Regions from separate parts of the Mus musculus genome. Here region 2 is linked to region 1. Evidence: chromatin loops called from intact Hi-C (ENCODE). Cell type or tissue: left cerebral cortex. All regions are shown on one strand. Each heading gives the region's core, and the rest is flanking DNA. Links, peaks and the distances in the headings are about the cores only.

The links. A loop is a pair of places that touch in the nucleus more often than their neighbours do. Peaks named below come from ENCODE experiments on the same cell type or tissue, not always from the same donor. Only the 100,000 strongest peaks of a DNase experiment are listed, where the experiment ranks them.
Region 2: it touches region 1 in a loop (1.8-fold over the local background); 2 of 42 quality-filtered maps call a loop at or near these places.

Annotation. Positions count from the first base shown.
Region 1 is chr15:55,232,984-55,238,363 of GRCm38, forward strand. All of the region lies in intron 8 of Deptor (DEP domain containing MTOR-interacting protein), which reads left to right. Among named protein-coding and RNA genes, the nearest start is that of Gm26296, 27 kb to the right of the region's middle. In left cerebral cortex, for the core only: no CTCF peak of the experiment used is centred there; DNase peaks (open chromatin) are centred at 2,758 and 3,237; H3K27ac peaks cover 261 bases.
Region 2 is chr15:55,137,338-55,142,717 of GRCm38, forward strand. The region is part of intron 1 of Deptor (DEP domain containing MTOR-interacting protein); the gene reads left to right. Among named protein-coding and RNA genes, the nearest start is that of Gm9920, 26 kb to the left of the region's middle. In left cerebral cortex, for the core only: no CTCF peak of the experiment used is centred there; DNase peaks (open chromatin) are centred at 224, 535 and 2,164.

The DNA.
Region 1 (5,380 bases), core at 144-5,143:
AGGTCTCCTATTGAACCCGAGTCTCCCACTTCAGCTAGGCTGGGTTGCCCGTGAGCTCAGCGCTGGAGTTCCAGGCCGTCACACTTGATCTTTTATGTGGGTGCTAGAGATGCAAACACGGGCCTGCTGTTTGAACAGCACGCACAACTGACTGAGCCATCTCCCAGTCCTCAGGTTTGGACTTTAAGGCAGTGACTCTGAGATACTGTAATGGTGCCCGTATATATTTGTCCCTGAGTAGAGTGTAGCGCAGTGACAATGAGCTGAATTAGACTGTGAACTCTGGACAGCAGTGATATGTCAATGCAGGCTCATTGACCCTAACAAATATACCACTCAAGAAAGGGATATAGGAAATGAGAAGGGCTCTAGCAGAATATAAGAAGGAGAAAAAAACAAAACAAACAAACAAAAAAAACTGTGGTCTTGGCCTTTCCTATTCTCCTGTGTGTCTTGTTTAGGGTTTTATTGCCGTGGAGAGACACTGACCAAGGCAACCCATAAAAAGGAAAACATTTAATTGAGGCTGGTTTACAGTTTCAGGGGTTCAGTCGATTGTTGTCATAGCAGGAAGCATGGCAGCATGCAGACAGACATACTGCTGGAGAAGGATTTGAGAGTTCTATATCTTTATCTGAAGACAGCCAGAAAGAGACTGTCTTCCACAGGCAACAGGAGGAGACTCTGATTCCACACTGGGCAGAGTTTAGGCATAGGAAACCTCAAAGCCCACCCCTATGGTGACACCTTTCCTCCAACAAGGCCACACCTACTCAAACGAGGCCACACCTCTAAATAGTACCATTTCCTTTGGGGCCCATATTCAAACATAGACATGAGTCTGTGGGGGGGTGGCAAACTTATTTAAACCACCCCCATTGTGTTTGCATGGAACTCAGTTGTCCCATTTGGCTGTGATGATTTCAGGCTGATATCCCTATTAGCTATTACTGACTCCAAGTTCACTGCCTACCCCAAGTTCTCTTGGTTTGCCTGCCTGTTCTTTGACTCATTGTGAGCATGGTGAGAGTATAGCTCAGCACAATCGTGTGTCCTCTGTGTCTCCTTTCCTGTTAACCCCATCCCCATTTCTACCATATCAGCATTATTCCACAGGCCTGCCAGCACTGCCCATATATAGGTTCCACCTTTGACAAATGTATGATGATTAGCATACAGGTGTATTTTTGTACATAGGTGTGCACGTGCCATGACATTGCATGTGGAGGTCAGAGGACAAGTTTCGGGAGTCTGGATCTGTCGATCAACCTCGGGTCATCAGGTTTTTACAGGACAGTGAGCCATCTCAGAGGATCTGGTAGTGGGCCTGAGATTCCTCCTTGTTCATAATGCAGGCAGGTGAGATAAAGAGCTAGACATTATAGAAAAACAAAGGAGCAAGCTGGAGCCAGGCAACAATGATGCATACCCTTAGTCCTAACACTTAAGAGGCAGAGGCAGGCAGATCTCTGAGTGTGAGGCTAGCCTGGTCTACAGAGCGAGTTTCAGGACAGTCAGGGGTATGTAGGGAAACCCTGTCTCTCCCCACCTCACAAGGAACAAGCTGGGGAACCCCAGCACTGCTGCATTTACCCCACAAGTCCTGTCATACAGGCATCTCTGCATTTGAGTCTGTCATTTGTTTTTCTAATACTTACGTATGCCAGGAGCTCCCAGCAAGCACTTTGGTGTCTTACACACCCCAAACCTTCATCGGCCAAGCTTGTCCTTCATTCACGGTGATTTTGAAGTGTGTCCCCAAGGGACACCTATGACAGAATCTCTCCCAAGCTTTGGTATCATTAGCCTCTGAGACCCTTGGAGCACTGTTGGTCTCTAGGGATTATTGACTGGGGAAGACTGAATGTGGACAAGCAGAGGGGCAGAATAAGCTGGCTGGACCCCTACCTGGGTGCCTTTACGGCTGCCTCTCACCTTAGTCAACCTCAGTAGGGGTAGCCACCTCACTTCTACCTTCCAGACATCATGCACAAGTCTCCTGTGGCCAGCTAGAGCCTGGGACTCTCTCTACGTTAGGAAGAAACGAAATATATAGTGTTAGCCTGCTCAAGCTAATACTGCAAAGCTCTACTCTCTCATTCATGACTTTCCCAAGGGACAGTTCATAGAGAGTGCTCAGCACAGGTAGGAGGAAGAGTGAGCAAGGGTGAGACTCCACCAGGAAGGCAGAGGGAAGCCCAGCCTGGTAAGGGAGCATTTGATTATGTGCATGCTCCTGAGTGTCCCCACTGTTGTCTCCGTGAGCCCAACCTATCCAGGTCTCATTTTCTGTAGGTTCTTGTGCAGAAAATAAATAGTTTAAGCTAAGACTCCTGAAACAGAGGTGGTGGCACACACCTCCTAATCCCAGTACGAGAAAAGTGGAGGAAAGAGGCAACCTGGCTACATGAGACCCTCCCTCCCTGCCTCCTTCCCTCCCTCCCTCCCTCCCTCCCTCCCTCCCTCCCTCCCTCCCTCCCTCCCTCCCTCCCTCCCTCCCCCCCCCTCTCTCTTTCTTTCTTTCTTTCAAGTACACTGTAGCTGACTTCAGACATACCAGCAGAGGGCATCAGATCTCATTATGGATGGGGATGGTTGTAAGCTACCATGTAGTTGCTGGGATTTGAACTCAGGACCTCCAGAAGAGCAGTCAGTGCTCTTAACCACTGAGCCATCTCTCCAGCCTGAGGCCCAGTTTCAAAGAGAAAAAAAAAAAATGTTAGCTCAAGTGGTGCTTGCTTAGTTTGCATGAAGCTCTGGGTTTGATCCCAGCCAGTCTGGCACAGTGGCATGTGCCTGCATTACCCATATTTGAGATACTTGAGAGGTAGGAACAGGAGGATTAGAAATTCAAGGTCATAGTTGACTACATAGAAGAAAGTTTGAGGCCAGCTTAAGCTGTATGAACACCTATCCCAAAAAACAAAACAACAATAACAACAACAACAACAACAAAAAAAAAAAAACAGGAGAGAAACTACTTGTGTTTAGTATTTTCTTCTCTGAGCCTGTTTAAAAAAAAGATCTCAGTGACCCATGGCTGTGTACCCAACATGGCTAATTTCAGTAACTTTGTAAAAAAGACATAAATAACAAGACCAAATTGAAATGGGCTGTCTGGAAGATTTTCCTGGAAGCCTTTTCAAAAATCCATAAAGAAGTCTGTTTTCTAGGGTTAGCCTACAAATTTATCACTTTCTTGCATAAAGACAGTTTGGTCTTGGCTAGCAGTTCTGTGGCTTAGCACTGGAAGCCAACATGGAAGGCGTGGGAGGGAGCTGTTCTGGAGAAAGAGCATAGGATGTAGCTCTGTATGTGGTATATTCTGTAGGGGCAGAGGGAGAAGAGATGGGGGTCTGTTTTTTTTGTTTGGTTGGGTTTTTTTTTGTTTTGTTTTTTGGTTTTTGGTTTTGTTGCTAGGCCATGAGAATTGCCCGGTATGTATTATGTCTTCTAATTTTTGTCACAACTGAGCAGCTGGATATTAGCTGTATTTTGTTGTTGAGGCTGAAAGAATTGAGTCACAGTTGTGTAACTAATCGGCAGGAGCCAGAAGCCAACTAAAGCCAACTAGTCTAGGTCTATCTGGCTTCAGAATTAAGATCATCCATCTTATCCTGGAGTCCTTCAGATCTGTAGAAATGGTTCTGCTTTTCTGGTCTTCAGTGTCTCCATCTGGAAGAAAATAGTTTAGCCACCCCACCAGAGGTCATTTATGCTGTAGGAATGGAGGTCTGGAGGACTCCCAGTCACTACTAGCTCCATACAGGTCTGTGACTTGTATGAAAGGTATACCAAAGACAGAATAGCCCAGATGACATACTGGGCCATGTGCACTTCCTAAGTGCTAGACAGTGCTTTAGTCTTAGTCTGAAGCAAGTGTGGGACTCTGTTTTGTTCTCAGCTTTGTTTTGTTTTATATGTGAAGATTGGGTCTTAGGTAGCCCAGGCTGACCTTTGACCCTCTGACTGACATTCTGATCCTCCTCACAAGTGCTGGGATTAGAGGTGTGTCCAGTTTGCTATGTGGTGCTGAGCATACAACCCTTGGCTTTTTATATGCCAAACAATCACTTACACAACTGAGGTTCGCCCCCCAGAGCACCCTTTGGCCCATCAACATGAGTCGTGATCAGAGACAGTCCCAAGTAGCCTCAGCGACCGCCTCATTCTCTGATCCATAACTTATTCATCTGGAATGTGACAACATATTGCAAAAGAAAAAAAGGGATGCTGGAGCAGTAGACAGCTGCCAGGTTCTCTTCCCTGGAAATGCCCAGCAAAGGATACTTGAGGATGCTGTCCTGGTTCCTTTTCTGTTGTTATGAGAAAATACCCTGTCAAAAGCAACTTAAGGGAGAAAGGATTTGTTGTAGCTCATGGTTCACAACCCATCATTTCCAGTAAGTCAAGGCAGTAGGAGTCTAAGCTAGTCACATTATATCCACAGTCAAGACAAAGAAAGCCGTGAATTAATGCACCTGTGTACACAGTTCAGAGCCCCCCTCCTAGGGCACGGTGCTACCCCTGGTGGATGGGTCTTCCTACTTCAATAAACCTAATCAAGATAGTCCCTCAAAGACACTCTCAGGGGCTAACCTTTATCCATAGAGTCCCAACGCCCAGAGGTCTGCCTCCTAGGTATCAAGTTATTAATACTAGTCACTAGAGATCTTTACTACACCCAGAAAACCCCAGGTTGTCACCGCCCATTACTATGTAATCTTTTTACTTTCTTGCCACATGATTTCCAACTAGAGCTGAATGCAGATGGTATAATCCCAGCACTTGCGAGTAGAAGAATTAGGAGTAGAGAGTAGAGAACAGTAGTAGTTTGCTGTTCACTAAATAGCAAGTTGTAACCCAGCTTGGGTTACATCAGACACTGTCGCAAAAAGCTAGGGACAAGTTCAGCATGATGGCTCAGTGGATAAAGGTGCTCGCCAAAGCCTGATGACTTGACTAGGACCCACATGGTGGCAGAAAGGAACCTCTGACCTTCACACATGTACAATGCCCCACACGTGCCCACACTTGCAAAAATAAATAAAGGTAAAACCTTTTTTTTTTTTTTTAATCAACAGGTAGAGACAAATTAAAAAGGCCATCACCTACGCAGATTAAATGCATGACAACACATTCCTAGAGCTAGGGACCAAAATACATCTGTGTCACATTAAAGAATGAAATCACAGATTTCCTCTTGGTTTATTTTAAACATTAGTCCAAGTTTGAATTCTCCACTTCTCCCTGGATCATCTCTCTGTAGCTTATCATCTCTAATGTGTTTTGAGTCTCTTTAGTATATCTTATGCCTGCTGATGTCTGTCTTGTCATGACCAAGGACTTTGTTTTCTATTGAGCAGCACAGAAATTATTG
Region 2 (5,380 bases), core at 154-5,153, 96 kb before region 1:
GTCTCCTAAATACCCAGGATTACAGGTGTGAGCCACCATATACATCCTGTCACAGGAATGTATTTGGGGGTCATTTCTCATGACTCCCGGCTCCATGCACAAGCAGGACATTACTGTTTTACTTGGGTAAATACTGTTTTAGCATATAGCATATGGTATGGCCGACTCTGAGAGAAATGTTCTTCCTGCATATGCTTGCAGTCTTAGAGTTTCCCTGTGACTTGTCAAACAGATGGCTGGACATCTGGCATAAGCCTGTGGAGGTTGTGACAGGAGGATTGGATCAAGTGTTTAAAGCCATGCTTGGCTACAAAGCAACTGGAAGGCCAGCCTGAGCTACATAAGATAATCTCTCAGAACAAAGAAGCTAACCAACCACACAAACAAACAAATGAGGTAGAGAGAGAGAGAGAGAGAGAGAGAGAGAGATTTGTTTTGTCTAGATTTGTCATGAGCCTTTGAAGGGTTCTTTTTAGAACTTTGATTCAATATTTGTGCTTCATTCACAAAACCATTGCCTACCACCTCCTGTGTGTGTGTGTGTGTGTGTGTGTGTGTGTGTGGGTGGTCTGAGACCAGCCCATTCTGCCTCTCTATACTCACATCTTTTCTGTTTACAGATTTATTTTTTCTTTCTATTCATTTTATGATGTATTTTAATTACTTAGTAATTATGTATAATGTGTGCTGGGATGGGGTGGGGAATGCTCACGTTATTACAGATACCCCAAACGATTAGAAAGGGCATTGGATCCCCTGGAGCTTGAATTACAGGTGGTTGTGAACTACCTAACCCATGTGGACTCTGAGAACCAAAATCTGGGCACAGGATCAGTATACGAGTATATATTCTTTGTTTTGTTTTTTGTTTTTCGAGACAGGGTTTCTCTGTATATCCCTGGCTATCCTGGAACTCACTTTGTAGACCAGGCTGGCCTTGAACTCAGAAATCCGCCTGCCTCTGCCTCTCGAGTGCTGGGATTACGAGTATATTCTTAACTGCTGAGGCGTCGCTTCAGCACTTTTCTTCATATTTTTATTCCTGTCTACATGCTCTATTATTTTAACCAGTCTTGAAAAAGTCATCCATATTTCTTGACGTAAAACTATGTTGAACACAAGCACTTAATTGCCAATCACGGAGGCAGTTCAAGGCCAGGCTGGTCTCCATAGCAAGTTCCTGAACAGTCTCACCACACAATAGAGAGAGCCTGTCTTTAAATTAATTAAATAAATAAATAATAAACAAAATTATGTAAAATGTGTGCCATGGCTCATTTCTTGCAGAAATCTGCTTATGAAGCTGCATATGTGCACACACATAGCAAAAATACATAAGCAGCTAGAGAGATCAGGTTCCTTGGAAAAGTAGCACTTGAGGACCATTCCAAACATATCAGAATAGTTTCCCAAATTCTCATTTACCTGTCAGCTAGCTTCCACAGTTCACTATTAGTTTCCCACCTTCAGTAATTGTCTGTTCATGCCAACCTAGAAAGAGACTTTTTGTTTTCATTTTATGCAAATGGGTGTGGTTGTGCATAATTGTGGTCCCAGCACTTGAGAGGCTGAGGCAGGAGGATCACAGCAAGTTGAAAATAAACCTGGTCTACCTAGCAACATCCAGGCCAGACGTGACTACACCATGAAGCTTTATCTCAAAACCAAGAAACATTGGAAGGTTTCAATTGTAAAACAAATTCAAACATCAAAAGGAAAGGCTCTGTGTTAAATGTCGTTTTGGTTTCAGACTCTTGCTTTAGATTCAGACCCTTTCAAGGACAAGTGATAGAGACCTGCTTTCTCTGGTTTCTCAGATCCCCAGGGACAGATTTTGGTCACTTTAGAACATCTGGAAGGGTCAGCAGTTTTGGTTTAAGTCAGCCACTCCTTTGTCACCAGGGTCACTCTGGCTGCGTGTTCGGCTTTCTGTGTTGTTTGCTTAAACTGTTGACTTTGGTTGAGATTCATGACGCAGTTTTTAAAGGGAAAAAAAACAGCAATTTCAACTACCCCATTTATTCTCTGGGTCCCACAAGCTGCTGCAACCTCTCGGAGGGAGCTGTTTTTCTGAAAAATATTTCCAACATTTCTTATGAAGATGGGCAGTGATTTTGAAGGTATTATTCACACCCTGCCTTCAGCAATGTTTGTTCTCTGAGGACTGCGACAGGGAACTGTCTGATGCAATTTAGCCAGCTGGTTAGCGAGACAGGAATAGAAAATTACAGAATCACCTTGAATTGAAAGCCTGTGAACCGGCTGTCTGAGATGAATGATGGGAAGTTTTGTTTTTTTTTTTAAATACCATGGCAAGTGGGATTGAACATTCACATAAAGTAGAGGCGTTTCCTCTCATTGGTATACTGAAAGGGGCTTTTGATTCTGAATCCAAGGACTGTTTTACCTGAGCGTCCCACTGGGCGGAGGTCACCCTGATGGATTTTGTTATCGAGACTCATTGCTATTTGCTGTCACTGGAATTGTAGCAGTCCATAAACAGCGTTCCCTTAGTGTCCATGTTTGGATCAGAGGTCATGCAGTTTGATGCATGCTTTACCAGTGGCCCTAAGACCCTGTAGGAGAGCAGGAGCAAGGCTGAGCTCAAGGTGGAAACATGTTCACCAAGCAGGTGCCCTTGCAAGGCTGCCCTTGGAAGAGCGAGGTTTTTTTTGAGTTATTAAAAGTGTTCAAATCCAGCAACCACATGGTGGCTCACAACCATCCGTAATGCTCCCAGCACTAAGCAGGCACACTTATGGTTGGGAGGTGAGAGAAGAGCCTGGGTCACGGAGGGAAGCCTACTTAGAGCCTAGCTTTGCAAAGTCTCAAATGCATGGAATCCAGGCTCACGCAAGCCCCTGAGGGTATAGGAAATGTCTTAGGTGATGTCTCCTCCTCACCCCCACCTCCACCCCAGCACCTCTGAAATCAGTGGAGAGCTGAGGAGGAAGGATAGAGCCATGTAATTCCCACTCCTCCACCCAAGTCTTAATTATTGAAAGGATACACATGTCTTGGCAGAAAACCTGGAAAACTGAAGGAGAAACCCACTCCAGACATGGCTTTGCTTGCCCCTCGCAGGGCTAGCCTCGGTACTCCTGTTTCTCTGTGCTGATCAGCTTGCCTTTTTTTCCAAACCTGCCAGTCCCATTTTCTTGGTATCTCCAGGCTTCACTAGTTCTGTGATTGTCTGTTTCTCGTTTTGCTTTTTGAGACAGAGTATAGCCTTAAACTCACTACATAGCTGAGGCTAGCCTGGAACAACTAACGTTCCTTTCTCCTCCTTCCCAAGTGCTGAATCACAGAGGTGCTCCACCGTATCCAGTGTGGGTCTACTAGTTTTAAACCTTTGTGTTTATGACTTCTAGGAAGACCAAGGATGTAGAAAGTATGTGTGGGAAAACTGGGAACTATTCTGGGCTCGTCTGTCCAAACTCCTTTAAGCCAGAATGCTCAATATTGTTCTTTGTTGAAGTGTTTCTTTGCACAAAGACAGTTTGAAAACTGCAGGTATTGTCATAACTGGGGGACTGAACCATCTGGCGAGGGTCACTTAATTCCTGCCAGGTGGAATGAGAAGGACAGAAATGTCCTTGTCCTTTATCTTGGCTTGTCCATGAAAGCTGGCGAGGGCCATCATAGGTTAGGGACACCTTTTGCACTCTGTTCTAGGAAAGTGACAAGGAGATGGATTTGGGCCTTGCCTGGATTTGAGGAAGGCAGTTTTAAATAAAAAGGGATGTTGGGTATGGCAAGCAGGCCATTGTTCACAGTCTGCATAGTTAGAGGTGTGGCTTTACGCTGGGTGTGGTGGCCCACAACTTTGATTCCCATCACTCAAACACAGCCAGGCAGTTCTCTATGAATTTCAGGCTAGCCTGGCCTACGTTAGAGGGTTCCTAAGCCAGCCAAAGCTACATAGTGAAACTCTCAAATCCCCACACTGCCAAAACTGAAGGGAGGGAAGCTCTAGCTCGGGGCACACTTCTCAACAGTCCTGTATGATGAGACCCTGCCTCTAGAACAAGTCCTAGGGTTCTGGGAATTTTATTTGCTTTTAAATTTAGGTCTATCAGGTAGGTGTCCTGGCACCCACCCATAATCCAAGCGCACAGAAGGCTAACTCTGGAGTACCTAAGGTTCAACCCTGGCCTGGGCCACACAGTGAGACTCTATCTCAAAACAAAAAGATCTAGATAAACTGCACATTAGTGAACAGTGATGAAGTTATGTGTCAGGAACACCTGCTCAGTGGCCAGCCTCTCCCTCCTCGACATCATGCCTATTTATATTGTATCTTGTATACAATATTGTGCATCCCGTTTGTCTACCAGGTATCTCAGCATCCAGTATGCCAGGCAGAATAACAGGGTATGCTTGCAGTGTGAAGATTGGTATCTCTTCATTGGAGTGGCTTTTTTTTTTTTTTTTCTAGAGCATTCCATTTCCATGGCTCATTTTTAGACTTCTGTTTCTGGCAATGAAAGAGAAGAGATGGAGGCAGAGGTATGGAGAATGTGTAACCTCTGGTCACATATCTAAAAATATCAACATTTCTCTCCCACGTTCCTGGGTATAATTTTTCCCTCTTTCTGGCCCTTCCCCGCCATCTGCTTCCATTTTTAAATTTTTATTGTTGTTAGTGTGTGTATAAGACAGAGGAAGCATATGTGTGTTATTGCGTGCATGCACGCATGTGTACATGCATGTGTTGTGTGCTTGCCACAGCACATGTGTAGATGACAGTTTGGAAGAGTCACTTTCTTCATCCTTACCTGGTGTCTAGGGATCAAACTCAGGTTGCCCGGCCCCTTTATCTTCTAAGCAATCTCAGTAAACCTACTCTGATGATTCCCTTGGTTTGTTTTGCTTTGTTTTTGAGACAGTTTTACACTAGATAGCCAAAGCTAGCATTGAACTCGCAGTGTAGCCGAGGTTAGCTATGAATTTGTAGCAATCCTCATTGCCAGCCTCCCACATGAGCCACCTGATCTAGCTGCATCTGTTGTTTGTTGTTTCTTTGCAACACTCGGAATGGCACCTAGGCCCTCTAGCATGCTAGGCTGGCTCTACACTGTCACCTGTCCCCACCCCAAGCACTGGTAAATAGACCCAGGGCCTTATATGTATTTGCTTAGGTAAGCTCTTAAGCTCTTTACCAATGAACCACACAAAGCTACTGTTTCCTTAAACAAGAAACATACCAGCTTCTGGAGGGATGTAGGGCCAGAGGGACTGGGGTGTCACCCTGCTCCCTGCTGTGCAGAATGAGTCAGTGGAAATAAAGAAGTTTTTTAGCACTGCACTCAGGGGTCACAAAAGGATAGTAAACGAAGTTCTTTCTCTCTTTCTCTCTGTAGTATTTCAAGATAAACAC